2 separate regions of the Homo sapiens genome follow, and region 2 is linked to region 1. The links are chromatin contacts, found by Hi-C or POLR2A ChIA-PET in ENCODE. All regions are on one chromosome and are shown on one strand. Each heading gives the region's core, a stretch centred on a gene start or an enhancer-like site at or near the end of the contact. The rest is flanking DNA. Distances are from core to core; before and after follow the strand shown.

What was found. A loop is a pair of places that touch in the nucleus more often than their neighbours do. ChIA-PET counts read pairs that join two places held with the same protein, here RNA polymerase II (POLR2A). Pooled maps may share reads with other maps.
Region 2: a loop to region 1 is called in a map with no recorded cell type, with 6 times the contacts of the local background. The contact joins two enhancer-like sites. A Hi-C loop is called at or near these places in 1 of 37 single-sample maps with no recorded cell type and 2 of 50 pooled maps. POLR2A ChIA-PET finds 5 or more read pairs at or near these places in 2 of 52 experiments (Panc1 and activated CD8-positive, alpha-beta T cell).

Annotation. Positions count from the first base shown.
Region 1 is chr20:41,152,569-41,159,850 of GRCh38, reverse strand. PLCG1 (phospholipase C gamma 1) reads right to left here. Exons shown (of 32, transcript NM_002660.3): 2 at 93-245. Among named protein-coding and RNA genes, the nearest start is that of MIR6871, 13 kb to the left of the region's middle. RefSeq lists enhancers at 1,258-1,778, 2,275-2,424. Within about 2 kb of position 2,675, at least 9 of the 41 ENCODE cell types and tissues checked have a DNase peak (open chromatin) inside an H3K27ac peak, as active enhancers do.
Region 2 is chr20:43,677,044-43,684,325 of GRCh38, reverse strand. It overlaps MYBL2 (MYB proto-oncogene like 2), which reads right to left. Exons shown (of 14, transcript NM_002466.4): 3 at 2,471-2,542; 4 at 1,440-1,532. Among named protein-coding and RNA genes, the nearest start is that of MYBL2, 14 kb to the right of the region's middle. RefSeq lists an enhancer at 5,726-6,416. Within about 2 kb of position 2,610, at least 9 of the 41 ENCODE cell types and tissues checked have a DNase peak (open chromatin) inside an H3K27ac peak, as active enhancers do.

The DNA.
Region 1 (7,282 bases), core at 1,426-3,925:
AGCTGCCCCGAGGGCACATACCTCCCACTGGGCAGGAGCCAGCAGGCATTCCCCTAACTATCCTCTACCTCCTCTACCCCCTTAACTCCCACCTTGCAGGCTCAGCGTTTTCAGGCGAAATTCCATTCCATAGAGAATGACAAAGCAATGTGACTGGTCCGGCCGGAAAGCTGGGTCCTCTTGATAGCGATCAAAGTCCCGTGAGGTCTTCCCTGGGCGGATCTCCTTAATTTCACGAATGTCAACTAGGAAGGTAGCAAAGAGGCCAAGATCAAGCTGGGGTCTCCCAGAGTCAACACCGAAAGGAGGGCAGCCTGGTTTCCTCATTCTTACACTCTCTCTCAGGGAGGAACCCCAGAGGCAGAGCCAAGACCACTCAGTCACTCTGGTAATAAGAGGGCTGGGTTGAGTCTAGGGATAGGCCTTTGCTAAGTAAGGGCTGAGATGTCAGAGAGGGCTATATGGGGGAAAGGTGGTTCTGTGGGGTGTCCCTTCCCTATCTTTGTTCCCTCACTGAGACATTTTGACCTGCAAAAGAGCTAGACTCCAGAAGAAGAAATAGGGACCCAAGGCTGTTCATGAGGACCACTTCCTGACACAAGGTACACACAAATCAAATCATAAAGTCCCAGAGGCAGGGCTGGGTAGGTCAAGATGGGCCTCAGGATCCCTGGGAGAAAGTAGGCTCTGGCCCAGAGGACTGGTGCATCCCTGAAATGCCTAACTGCTAAAGCCATCCCCACACAAGTCTCAGCAAGGGGCCTAATCCCCACCCCATCCCCTGACCAAGGCACTGGCTGTCCAAGAGCAGCAACCATCCTGGACCCAGACCACCATTTTGCCTGGGACCATTTCCTTATCTTAGCTATCCAAGGCCCTTGCATGCTCCCGTGGCCTTCACAAGGCATAGTCAGAGAGGTACACGGGCTTGAATAGCAGATGACCTGCCCTCAGCCACTAAAACTTGAGGCAATGATGAATAATTTATTTAACTTCTCAGAGTCTCAGTTTTACCATGTGTAAAGCAAAGGGCTTGACTGAGTTTCTCTAGAAGGCAGGGTGGTAGAAAAAACATGCACGAGCTCTGGGTGAGACTGGCTGAACTAAAATCCTAGCTCTACCTCACATTAGCTATGTGATCTCAATAAAGTGACAGCCACTCTGACCTCACTGCTACACCTGTGAAGAGAGTAACATAAGAGTAACACAATAGCATCAGAAAGATGTTGGTAAGATCAAAAGTCGTAACAGCTAGAAACACCCAGCACTATATGTGGGACATGGAGGGGGCCCATCCAATGGACTCCTCTGCTCCCTCAGCAAAGGTGCACAGGCTCTGACACACTCTCCAGCACAGGGAGGGGCTGCCTGCTGGCTGGAGGGCAGACATTCCAGCCCAGAAATCACCGATTTAAGGTAGATTAGGTCAAAGGAAAAAAGCTTGGCTTAGCCAACAGCTATGACTTTCTTTGAGTACTCCCCAAGCTCTGAAGCCTCTTAAAATCCTCTAAACCCAGACTGGCCTGGTAACTTCGGAGCCAGATGCAGTGCCAGCATTTGCCTGGCCAGCCCCCACCCCAGGAGCCCTTCCAGCCCGAACTGCACACCAACCTGCCTGGAATGTCCTAACGGCCCAACTCCCCCAGATGCTCTCTTCCTGTCCTGTCCCTCTAGCAACTGTCACAAAACTCCACATCTATCCCACCTGGAACAGTGGGCATTGCTTCTGGCCCTAACCCTAGCTCCCCGACACATTTCTGGTTCTACCTGGAACCACCTGTCCCCTCAGCAAACCCCTCCAGCCTGTCCTCCAGCTGAGAGTCCTGCCTTTTCTGCTGTTTTCCCTGACCCCTGGTTCTCACCCATCAGCCATCCTTCCCCAGTCTTCTGGCTCTTCATAAAACATTATTCTGACCCCCCTAGACCTCATTCAAGCCCCTCCCGAGGCTGCCCACTGCCAGTCTAAGGAGAACAAACAACAAACACCTTCTATGGCCTTGAAGGCTCTTTGTGACAGGGCTCAGGAATTTACCTCCCCAGCTTTTGCCCTCTCACCCTCTCTGCTCCATCCACACTAAGCCACACCTAGGGCAAGAATAGCTGTTGCTTCCCATCCCTATTTCATCTTGATTCCTAGTCTGGAAATGTCCACCTCCCCGGCTCCCTTCTCTTCCACCAAGGGCCCAACTGAGAAGCTCCTTCCTGTGGTACTAATACACTTGATGCCTCGTGCATACAAACACGTACATACATGCTCACATACCTAAGGCCAGGCAGGGCCCCTCCAGGGCTTGCTTAATGACTGAAGAAATGAAAAAGGCAGGTACACAGGCAGAAGGAGGGAAAACCAAATAGGGATGGGGAACAAAAATGAACAGTTATACTCGGGTAGAAACAGGGGCAGGGAGAACTGGGCCATAAAAGACCTAACCGAGAACACAGGGCTTCCAATGACAGAAGGAGGAGCTTCCATCAGGGGAAATGGCTAGATCAGAAACTGCAGAACAACCACAAACTCTGCCTTTTGAAACAGAAACCAGTCTGCTCTTCCGGTGTGGAGCTGCTGTCATCCCCCTCCCACACCTTCTTGCAAAGGTGAGTGTGACTGTACACACACACACACACACACACACACACACACACACAGAGTCAACAGGCCTGCACTCCTGCACATATTTCCATTGAGATCAGTTGAAGGCAGAACAGGTGCCTGAGATAGGAACCAGGTAAGCATAGCGCAGCTCCACGCCAGGCATCCAATGCTCCCAAGTTCCTGTTGGCCACACCTGATCCCTTGTACTGTCTTCCGTAAGAAGGCACCAGCCTGGCCCTGGCAGCACAGTGAGATGCTCTACTAGGTTCTTGAAAGCCACATCCTGTGCTACCTCCCAACCTCACCCTTCATCTTCCTGCCTCCCAGAACAAATATGGCAGCATCCTCTTTCTTGAGAGAGCCAGAGCTGGTCCCCAGAAATTCACAAGGAGACTCCCCAGAGAGGAATGGCCTCTGCCCTGGTGGCAGGTGACAGAGCGAATGATCCAGTCTGGCACAGTCTGGGTCAGACCTCTCTGCCATTAGTCAGGAGGGCAGGAAAAGAGACCTTCCCAGAACTTAGGAGCTTGAGAAGGGGAGAACTACTTAGGGGAGTAGGAAAGTCACACGTTATACCCAAAAATCCATGACCTAGCACTCCTCCCCAACTCAGAACCATGAGAGGACAACATTCAGGGGAACTCTGGGGAAAAGAAAAGCCAGGGGTACGAAGAGGCCGTCACTATGAAGAAGATGGGGCAGTGAGAAGGAGGAACTCTTTGAGAACAAGGGCAGGATCCCACAAGTAGCAGCCCAGAAGCCTGATGTATAGCATAATGACAAAGGCCTAATGCCCAGGCTCGCCTTGACCCAAGAAGGCAAAGCCCAGCCAGCACAGCCCATCAGGGCTGCAGCATATTCATTCTGCCCAGCACCACGTCCCCAGGCCCATGGTGATGGCTGCCCAGGCTTCAGGAATGGCACCATGTCCCCAAGCCCACAGTGAATGCTGCCTGGGCTTCAGGAATGGCCTGGGCATTACCATTCCAAATGTGGCTATGGTAGACAGTGACAAGATAAGCTGCTTGGGGCAGTGAGGGGGATTTAGTCCCTTATATTGAATCGCTCACAAACTCTGATGAAGAAATAGATTCAGTCTTTCTTAAGGGGCTCTGAAGTAATGAGGGACCACACACACCTGTGCCTGGACTGTATATCACATGTCAGCTCTGAGGACTGAGAACCTTCTCATAAGCCAGGCTTCCTGGTGCCCCAGGCAGAATCCTGGGGCCTTGCTCTGCTCCCTGCCCTGATGGAGATCTGCCTTCTCCTGCTCTTTCAAGAAGCTTTCCCTGACCATCCCCTTCCCAGCTTAGTGAGGAGAACCACACAGCTCTTAAATTCTAGCTATGAGGCCTTGGCAGTCCCTCACTCTTTTGGTCTCAGTTTCCCCATCAGGAAACTGGAAATTCCTCTTACCTCACATGGTTGCTGTGAGGGCCATGCTGGGAAGTGCTGGTAATAGAGAAGTCTGGAGACAGCCCACCTGTCTACCTGTGTGCCTAGTGCCATTGACATGGAGCCTACAAAAGCTGGCAGTAGTGGAGACAAATAAGGCCACTTGCCAAGGCTCCACTAGGTGCAAACCCAAACTTGGGTGAAATAAAGATGATCCATGAAGAGAAGAATACAAGCAGCTATTTCGCCAGCTCAAAAAGAAGCCTGGCAGGGATGGGGGCATTGTATGGGGAGAAGGGGGACTCTTACAGACTTGTGTACAGATAAGCATATGCAGACACGCTGCTTCCTGAGCCTGCAGTGCCCCACCAGCACACTCACCAATAGTCTGAGGCACGTGCATCCCCAAAGATCAAGTTTCAAATCCTGGCTCCAAGCATATAGCTAGGCCTTGGCAAGTCTGCAGTCCTCTCTGGTTCATCGTAAGATGAAGGCTTTCGTGGGAGTAGACCCACAACAGACCCTTACATGTAGGCACACTACCTCACAGATATCCACATAGGACGGTCAGCCTTGGCCTGCCCTTACCACGCCCAACCTCAGATTCATGTGTGTTTTGTTTTTTGGGCAGAAGGAAATGTGCCTGCTGCCTGGCACCTGGGGCCAGCTCTAAGCATTAAAGCAAAATGCCACAAGACTGAATTTGTAAAATAAAAGGTTATATGACGAGGCCAGGGAGACTGGGAAGAGCAATGTTCCTTTTCCATCTCTTCCCTCTTCTCCCCTCCCTTCTCAGCCCAGGGACAGACTCCTGGCCTGAGACCACAGAGATTAGAGACCAGCAGTTACTCAGAGCGGAGCTTCTGGGCCATGCAGTCCTGGACAGCATCCCCCTTTTGGACATGCCAGTAATGGCAGTTGCTTTCCCTTTAAAAGAGGAGCCTGTTTCCTCATCTGAGCCACCCTATGCCCAAGCACTCTGGGAGCTGTGAAGCTATACAACCCTCAGGGCCAGCTGAGAACCTGCCTCTGCAGGAGAGTAAGCCCCCACCCTGGGACAGCACCCAATCCACTGAGTGGGGAGAGAGGGTGCTGTCGAAGGGACAAGCTATATGGCGGGCAGCCAGTCTGGAACCTGGGAAAGGGAGAAGACAATAACCACAAAGGACCCATCTGTGTGCCTGGCTCTTCTGAAGGTAGGGCTGCTTCCTGTCTTTGACTCTTGCTCCCACCCCGACTCCCCCGAGACATCAGGCCAAGTCACAGGCCTGCCACTAGCTCTCTTCCTGTCCAGTAAAGTGGGATAACCACCCTGTCTGGCCACCACGAGGATGTGCATAAGGGCAGTATTCCTGTTGCCCCGGCAGAGTTCAAGGACAGCAGGAACCCTAGGGAAGAGAAAGAGAAGAGCAAAGGCAGGGCTCCTCAGAGCACAGCCAGTGAGAGCCAGCCAATCCTGCCCTAGGGGGCAGACACATGGCAGGCCCTAGAAGGGGGAGAGGGAGCCCAATCATCAAATCCAAGACCCTAAATTAGACCTAAGTTTCTTGTTGGAACCTGTGTCCTAGTATCCCCTGTGCTCAAAAAAGCCACTTCCAAATAGCCCAACAGACAGAGGTCCCCCAAATTTATAAGCCTGTTAACCGCTCAGCAGGCAAAAAGGGTGTAGAGAGGTATTATGAACAAAAGCACTGGCAAGGTGGGCAGGAGGCCTGGACCCATCTCTCTGAGCCTCATTTTCTTCATCTGCAAAATAGAATCACCACTCCTGGCACCTCCTTCATTGGACTACAGTGAGATGCCAATGAGGTAAGAGATACAGAAGTGATTTAATCAGAAAGGGACAGGAGGACATATTGAAAACTAAACCCACCAAATGATGAAGATATGGCCAAGAAAACCATAACCAAAAGTACCCCAAATTTCTGAACATGAAACATGCTTTCACTGAAATATTTCTCTGGGTCTGGGTGTCTCGCTCTGTTGCCCAGGCTGGAGTGCAGTGGTGCAATCTCGGTTCACTGCAACCTCTGCCTCCGGGGTTCAAGTGATTCTCATACCTCAGTCTCCCAAGTAGCTGGGATTACAGATGCACACCACCATGCCCAGCTGATTTTTGTATTTTTAGTAGAGACGGGGTTTCACCATGTTGGCCAGCTGCTCTCAAACTCCTGACCTCCAGTGATTCGCCTGCCTCGGCCTCCCAAAGTGCTGGGATTAGAAGCATGAGCAACCATGCCCTGTCTGAAATATTTCTCTTCAGAGAGGGTTTTCCCTTTATAAAGTGCATACGCTCACTTTAGAAGGCTGAGGCAAGAGGACTGCTTGAGGCCAGGAGTTCAAGACCCATCTGGGTAACAGAGGAAGACCCCACCTCTGCAAAAAATAAAAATTAAAAAAACTTAGCTAGACATGGTAGCACATGCCTGTAGTCCCAGCTACTTGGGAGGCGGTGGGAAAGATCACTTGAGCCCAAGGGTTTGAGGCTGCAGATGAGTAGGAAGCTCTATGAGCTATGATCACAGTACTGTACTCCAGCCTGGCCAACAAAGCGAGATCCTTTCTCTAAAAACACAAAACAAAAACACAAAACCCAAAGTGTGTAAGCTAATTGATGTAAATGGTAGCAAAAACTATCCATTTAAACATGCATGGAGTAAAGAAATTTTGTAACTTAAAAAAACTGCAACTCATAGTAAATATGAAAGGTCTCTTTAAAATCTAAAGAGCTTGAAAGAGGTAAGCGAAGATTTCCTGGACAGGTTCCTTCCCTTCTGGGGGTTTTTACTACCCCCACCTGTGGCCTGTGGACCCCAGAACCCCTCAAGGCCTGTGTGCCCCACTCTGCAGAGGGCACTGGAGGAAGGCAGGGAAAGCCCAGCCCTCCTCAAAAGGGTCCAAGTCCAATTAACACAACACAGACACCAGCCCATGTCTCCCCATACTCCTTCCTGCCTCAGCCTTTGCACAAGCCACTCCTACCTCCTCACTTAAGCCCCCACCAGGCCCAGGCCAGGGGCACACTAGGTGCCCCCTCCTCTCTTGTGTGTCACCACTTGTCACACCTGCTGGTGCTTCCCTGGTGTCTTAGGCCACTGGCCTATGAGCTCCTCCAAGGAAGAAACCACATTTGACTCTTCTCTCCATTCCCTACCAGTCCAACACAAACCCAGGGCCTGGGGAGGCCTCAAAATGTTCAGAGTACTTAAGAGCAGGAGTAAACACATGGGAGTTAGATTCCAGAGCTAATTATCTAACAGGCAGCAAAGGCCACAGATGCTCAAAAATGGT
Region 2 (7,282 bases), core at 1,361-3,860, 2.5 Mb before region 1:
GCGAAGGTTGCAGTAAGCCAAGATCACGCCATTGCACTCCAGCCTGGACGACAGAGCAAGACTCAGTCTCAAAAAAATTAACAAGGAAAAAAAAAAAAAGAACAGGAATGGTGGCTCATACCTACAATCCCAGCACTTTGAGAGGCTGACGTGGGAGGATCATTTGAGCCCAGAAGTTCAACCAGCCTGGGCAGCATAGTGAGATACTCTCTCTACAAAAATTTTTCAAAAAGATTAGCCAGACATGGTGGCACATGTGGCACCAGCTACTTTAGAAGCTGAGGTGGGAGGATTGCTTGGGCCTGGGAGGTCGAGGCTGCAATGAGCCGTGATTATGTCACTGTACCCCAGCCTGGGTGACAGAGCGAACCCCCGCCTCAATCAATCAAAAAAATTAGCCAACACTCTCCAGCCAGTGCAACAGAGTAAGACTCGTCTCAAAAAAAAATTAATTTAAAAACGCCTAGTTCCAGGCCAGGCACGGTGGCTCACGTCTGTAATTCCAGCACTTTGGGAGGCTGAGGCGGGTAGATCACGAGGTCAGGAGTTCAAGACCAGCCTGACCAACATGGTGAAACCCCATCTCTATTAAAAATACAAAAAAATTAGCCAGGTGTGGTAGCACGTGCCTGTAATCCCAGCTAATCAAGAGGCTAAGACACGAGAATCGCTTGAACCCGGGAGGCGGAGGATGCAGTGAGCTGAGATCGCGCCACTGCACTCTAACCTGAGCGACAAAGCAAGACTCCGTCTCAAAAAAAAAAAAAAAAAAAATGCCTAGTTCCCTTCATCTCCCTCTTTCTCATAAGCCATGCCTGCCTCAGTGGAATGGCATCCTCTGGGCTGGTATCGAGGAGAAGAGATGAGGGAACTCCCAAGGTAGCCCCAGGCAGTCATGGCACTTATTGCCTCTTCTAGGTTGGGGACATCCCCAACCTCTCTGAGCCTTGCTCTCTCCATCTATAAAATGGGACTAACAACTTCTGCCCACCTCACAGGACTGCTGTGGCGATCAAAAGAAGGCATCTGTGCCCTGTGAAGGTCACAGGGTGCAATCATCATTAAATCAGGGATAGCAGCAGCTGCCATTTGCTGAGAGCAAATGTACAGAACCTGCAAGCCCCCTACAAGCATCACCTGCTTAATTCTCATGACAACGCTGCACTGCTACTGCTCCCCTCCATGGGTGGAACAAGAGAAGCCGAGTAATCAGCCCAATAGCCCTCAGACCATGAGTGAGGAAGCCTGGAGACACTCTGAAACTTGGAATCTCAGGGCTGGAGCCAGGGCAGCATAAGAGTGTCCAGACTGGCTGGTAGACAACTCACACCCAATGCTCAGCTTGACACCCCCAACCCCAACACAAGGCAATCTCACAGTCCCCAGGTACACTGGTGGGTGAAGACCCACTGTGTGCAAGGCACTGTCCCAGCAGTTACTTTTTGGTCTTCCTCTTTGGTCCATGGCCCCTTGACAAGGTCTGGATTCAAAACTCTCAGCCACCTGTACTGGCATTGCTGGTCAGTGCGGTTCTGGGAAAAGAACAGAAGAACAAACCAATCTGTGAGAACTTCTGGGACCTCGGGCTGGGGGCCTGGTTAAGTACTAGGCTCAGGGGCCTATGGCCTGGGACTAGGCACACCTTGGGTAGGTGTGTCCTGTTCCATGCAGCCACCACTCACTGCAAGCCCACATGCCGGAACATGGGCGGTTTCCCTTTGCTACACGAGAGGGCAAACTCGGTCCCCTGTGGGAAGCCGCTCCCTACCAACCGAACACAAGGGGCCACCATCACAAGTCTTTAATTCCTTGTACGTCAGGGACCCCTGCTTTTTTCTAGGAGAGCATTTTTATTCCCTGAAGAGTTCAGATTACACAGAAGAGGGGGAGATGAGGAAATGGGGCAGGAAAGGATCTGGTGACATGCTTTCTGAGCAGCCCAGGCAGTAAGACATATGGCAGCTCCTGCCACACCCCCTCCCTCCCAGACACCTGTGGGTCAGGGGTGGGAGGGCCTGAGAAGGAGGTCCTGAGGGGAACCCCCTCACCATCAGGAGGCTCTAAATACTCGAATGTGGTAGCACCTGCCAGCCCTGCAGGGGCCTCACCATGAAGCCTGCTGAAAGCATCACTTCCCCTCAGTTTCAGTCTCACTGTTGAGAAACCGAACACCTGTTCACTCCTGACTTACAGGAAGAAATGCAAATATGCACCACATGCTGCAAATGTCTCAGAGCCTGAAGACCACCAGGCATGCTGAGGAGCTGGAAGATGTTTACAGCAGTGTACCCTGAATGCCAGCTTGGGAAGAGAGATCCTACAAAGGTCCATTTGCCCTGTTTTATTTGGTTTTGTTTTCAGGGGCTGAGTAAGGAACTCCCTTTTCCCCTCCTTGGCAAAGTCTGTCCCAGGCACACTGTTCTCCCAGAGCCCTTGCCCCGAGGGAGGGCCACAGCAGGACTGTACTCACAGGGAAGTGGCTGGCCAGGAACTTCCAGTCCTGCTGTCCAAACTGCCTCACCAGGGCCCTCAGCTGCTCGTCCTGCCAACACCAGAAAGACAGGGGCTCAGCACACATACGTGCAGAAAACCTCAGGGCTGCCCGTGACAGAGCCCAATCTAAAAGAACAGCCTCGTTCATCCATTCCGTCATGAAGTGAATACGTACAAGGTGCCAGGCACTACAGCTGCAGCAGCAGGCAGCAAAAGAGCTGCCCCTGATCTCATGGGAGGGAGCCAGCTGCCAATGGAAGGCTCACAGGAACAAAAGTAAAGCCACCCCCTGCTGGGAGATATGGAGAGGTACGTGGTGACTGCCTACTCAGGGACACTAAGGGACAGGTTCCAAGGAAATGCAGAATAGCTAAAATGGAGGAAGCAAAACAGATCCAAGATGATTTTGGAGGGAACCATAGGGGCCAGACCATTCGCAGCATCAGTTCAACCATCTATCATGCAAAACCACTGATGTGTTTGAAGAGTGGGTGGTCACAGTCAAACGTTCTATGAAGAGAACTTTGTAAAGTTCTCTTTGCCTGCTACAGGGTGGGAAAGGGGCTGGAAGGGAGCCGAGCGGACATAAGGAGGTCATTACTGAACTCAGGCCAGAGCTGACAGTGATTCAGCACTAGAAGCTGGAGGTCTGGGCAAAAACAAGAGTAGTTAGAAGACAGGCTAGTATCTATCAAAATAGCCTCCCGAAATGAACTACCAATTCACGCGATAACATGAATCTCAGTGTCACTATGATGTGTGAAAGAAGCCAGACACAGGAGGGTACATGCCGTATGATTCCATGCACATGAAGTTCTAGAAAATGTAAACTAAGCTATAGGGACAAAAAGTGGTTGTCTGAGGCCAGTGGTGGAAAGGGATGAACAGCAAAGGGGGGCAAGGAATGTCTTGGGGACAATGGAAATGTCCTATAGCCCGGCTGTGCTGGTGGTTCTACTGAATTGTACTACAAATGGTTGTAGTTAATTATATATAAAGTTTTCCTCAGTCAAATCAATTAATATATAAAGAAAATGTCAAGCCAGGCGCAGTGGCTCACACCTGTAATCCCAGCACTTTGGGAGGCCGTGGTGGGCAGATCACGAGGTCAGGGGTTCGAGACCAGCCTGGCCAATATGGCGAAACCCCATCTCTATTAAAAATACAAAAATTAGCCAGGTGTGGTGGTGGGTGCCTGTAATCCCAGCTACTCGGGAGGATGAGGAAGAATTGCTTGAACCTGGGAGGCGGAGGTTGCAGTGAGCCGAGATCATGCCACTGCACTCCAGCCTCGGCAACAGAGCAAGAGTGAGACTCCATCTCAAACAAAAGAAAAAAGAAAGAAAATGTCATGCATATAAACAATGGATATTACTCAGTCGAGAGAATTCTGACACATGCTACAGCATGGATGAAAGCTGAGGACACTATGCTAAGTCAAATAGCCAGACAGGGCAAATACTCAGGATTCCACTCACAGGAAGCATCTAAAATAGTCAAAATCAGGCAGGGAGCAGTGGCTCATGCCTTTAACCCCAACACTTCAGGAGGCCGAGGCAGGTGGATCACCTGAGGTCAGGAGTTTGAGACCAGCCTGGCCAACATGGTGAAAGTTCGTCTCTACTAATACAAAAATTAGCCCAGCGTGGTGGCAGGCGCCTGTGATCCCAGCTACTCGGGAGGCTGCAGCAGAAGATTCACTTGAACCCGGGAAGTAGAGGTTGCAGTGAGCTAAGATCATGCCATTGCACTGCAGCATGGGCAACAGAGCAAGACTCTGTCTTGAAAAAATAAAATAAATAAATAAAATAGTCAAAATCACAGAAACAGAGTAGAAAGATAGCTGCCAAGGGCTGGAGGGTGGGAGGAGAGTGAATTCATGTTTAATTAGTTTCAGTTTTCCATCCTTTTTTTTTTTTTGAGATAGGGTCTCTCTTGGTCACCCAAGCTAGAGTGCAGTGGTGCAAACACAGCCCACCCCGCATCCTCAACCTCATGGGCTCAAGTGATCCTTCCACCTCAGCCTCCCAAGTAGGTGGGACCACAGACACACACCACCAGGCCTGGCTAATTTTCATTTTTTTGTTGTAGAGACAGGATCTCACATGTTCTTCAGGCTGGTCTAGACTGCCTCAAGCAATCTCCTGCCTCGGCCTCCCAAAGTGCTGGGATTACAGGCCTGAGCCACCGTGACCCACCAAGTTGGTGGGTATTTTTTGTTTTGTTTTTAATGATAGGGTCTTGCTATGTTTTCCAAGCTGGTCTAGGACTCTTACACTCAGGCAATCCTCCCGCTTCGGCCTCCCACAGTACTCGGTTTACAGGCATAAACCACCACACTCAGCCTCGTTTCCAATTTCAAAGATGAAAAAGTTTTAGAGATCTTTTGCAAAACAATCTGAAAATACTTAACACCACTGAACTACAAAGTTAAAGATGGTTAAGGGGTAGATTTAAGGGGGAGGAAAAGGGGATAAATTTAAAGTGAGGTGGTTTTGTCACACATACAAATTTATATGTGTATATATGTATACATGCTCCTAGACAGAAAAATTGGTCACAACGTGGCCCACGACAGGTATCAAAGCCCTCAACTACAGCTTGGCCAGAACCAGCACAGGCTGGGCAAAGTCACCATAAATTCTCTGGGTGAGCCAGCCCAGGACACCCTTCCCTACCTATACCATGTCCCCTCCCTGCCCTGGCCAGGCTCTTACCTGCTTCCTTCTGTGTTCCCCAGTCCATCTCTGGCACCACCACTCTCCCTGACAACTGACCTGGATACTATCATTTCCAAACTTACATTCTTCCCACCCACCCTGGGACTCCCCAACGTGGTCAGCTCCATCCCCGCACTGCCCTCTCCACAGCCACCTCTTGCTTGCCTGGCACAGCGCCCTCTCCCACTCCCTCAGCACTGGTCTCTCAGCCCCAGCCTGTGCTCTATATGTTTTTTTCTTTTTTTTTTTTTTTTTGAGACGGAGTTTTGCTCTTGTTGTCCAGGCTGGAGTGCAATGGTGCGATCTCAGCTCACTGCAACTTCCGCCTCTGGGTTCAAGTGATTCTCCTGCCTCAGCCTCCCAAATTGCTGGGATTACAGGTGCCCACAACCACACCCAGCTAATTTTTTGTATTTTTAGTAGAGACAGGATTCAGCCATGTTGGCCAGGCTGGTCTGGAACTCCTAATCTCAGGTGATCCACCCATCTCAGCCTCCCAAAGTGCTGGGATTACAGGCGTGAGCCACCGCGCCAGGCCACCCATCTCTCTTATCGATCCCCCACACAGCAGATGAACTCCCCTGAAGCCCGGCTACATTCACATCACTCCCTGCATTAAAAACCTTCCATCTTTGTCCAGTTCAGAGTTAGAAAAAACAATCCAAAAACCAAGCTAACCTGGCTCTGCATTGAGAGCTGAACAATCCTACAGCTTCTAAGCCCAACATTCAAGGCCCTCGAGGAATCAGCCCCAGTGTATCCTTTCTTTTTTTTTTTTTTTCTTTCTTTCTTTCTTTCTTTATTTATTTTTTTATTGATCATTCTTGGGTGTTTCTCGCAGAGGGGGATTTGGCAGGGTCACAGGACAATAGTGGAGGGAAGGTCAGCAGATAAACAAGTAAACAAAGGTCTCTGGTTTTCCTAGGCAGAGGACCCTGCGGCCTTCCGCAGTGTTTGTGTCCCTGGGTACTTGAGATTAGGGAGTGGTGATGACTCTTAACGAGCATGCTGCCTTCAAGCGTCTGTTTAACAAAGCACATCTTGCACCGCCCTTAATCCATTTAACCCTGAGTGGACACAGCACGTTTCAGAGAGCACAGGGTTGGGGGTAAGATCATAGATCAACAGGATCCCAAGGCAGAAGAATTTTTCTTAGTACAGAACAAAATGAAAAGTCTCCCATGTCTACCTCTTTCTACACAGACACGGCAACCATCCGATTTCTCAATCTTTTCCCCACCTTTCCCCTCTTTCTATTCCACAAAACTGCCATTGTCATCATGGCCCGTTCTCAATGAGCTGTTGGGTACACCTCCCAGACGGGGTGGTGGCCGGGCAGAGGGGCTCCTCACTTCCCAGTAGGGGCGGCCGGGCAGAGGCGCCCCTCACCTCCCGGACGGGGTGGCTGGCCAGGCAGGGGGCTGACCCCCCCACCTCCCTCCCAGTCGGGGCGGCTGGCCAGGCAGAGGGGCTCCTCACTTCCCAGTAGGGGTGGCCGGGCGGCCATCTCCGTCAACCATTTCTCCCCTTCAAGGACCCTTCCCTCCCACCAAACTGGCCTCCTGTACTGGCTTTTCTCCACCTATAGCCCCTTTCCTGATCTGACTTACCCACTTTTTGCACACTGTAGGTCTTCCCTCACTGCTAAATTTCCAAATCCTCATCCTTAGCTCAAAGGTCACTTTCTCCACATAAGTTTCCTTAACCTCTTCAGGCAGCAGTAATCTCTCCTTCTAAAGGTACTTGCCATCCACTCATCTTACAATTAGCAGGTGCCCAGAGCTACAACAGTGAGCACCAACAGACACTGATCCTACCGGTGCCGCGGATGACCACAGCACATTCCAGGGACCTGCACACGGTCTTATCTCTCCATTCCAGAGAGAAATCTGCTCTGGGGTAGGAACTTGGTCTTGTTTATTCTTCTAAGCCCACAAGAGCCAAATATAGTCCCTGGTCCACAACAGGATGAGCAGAAAAGGTTTGCTTAGCACGCATCTGGAAAAACATCTTTCATGATTTAAAAGGAGTTTACCACTCACACAGCAAGTTTTAGAAAAAACAAAACA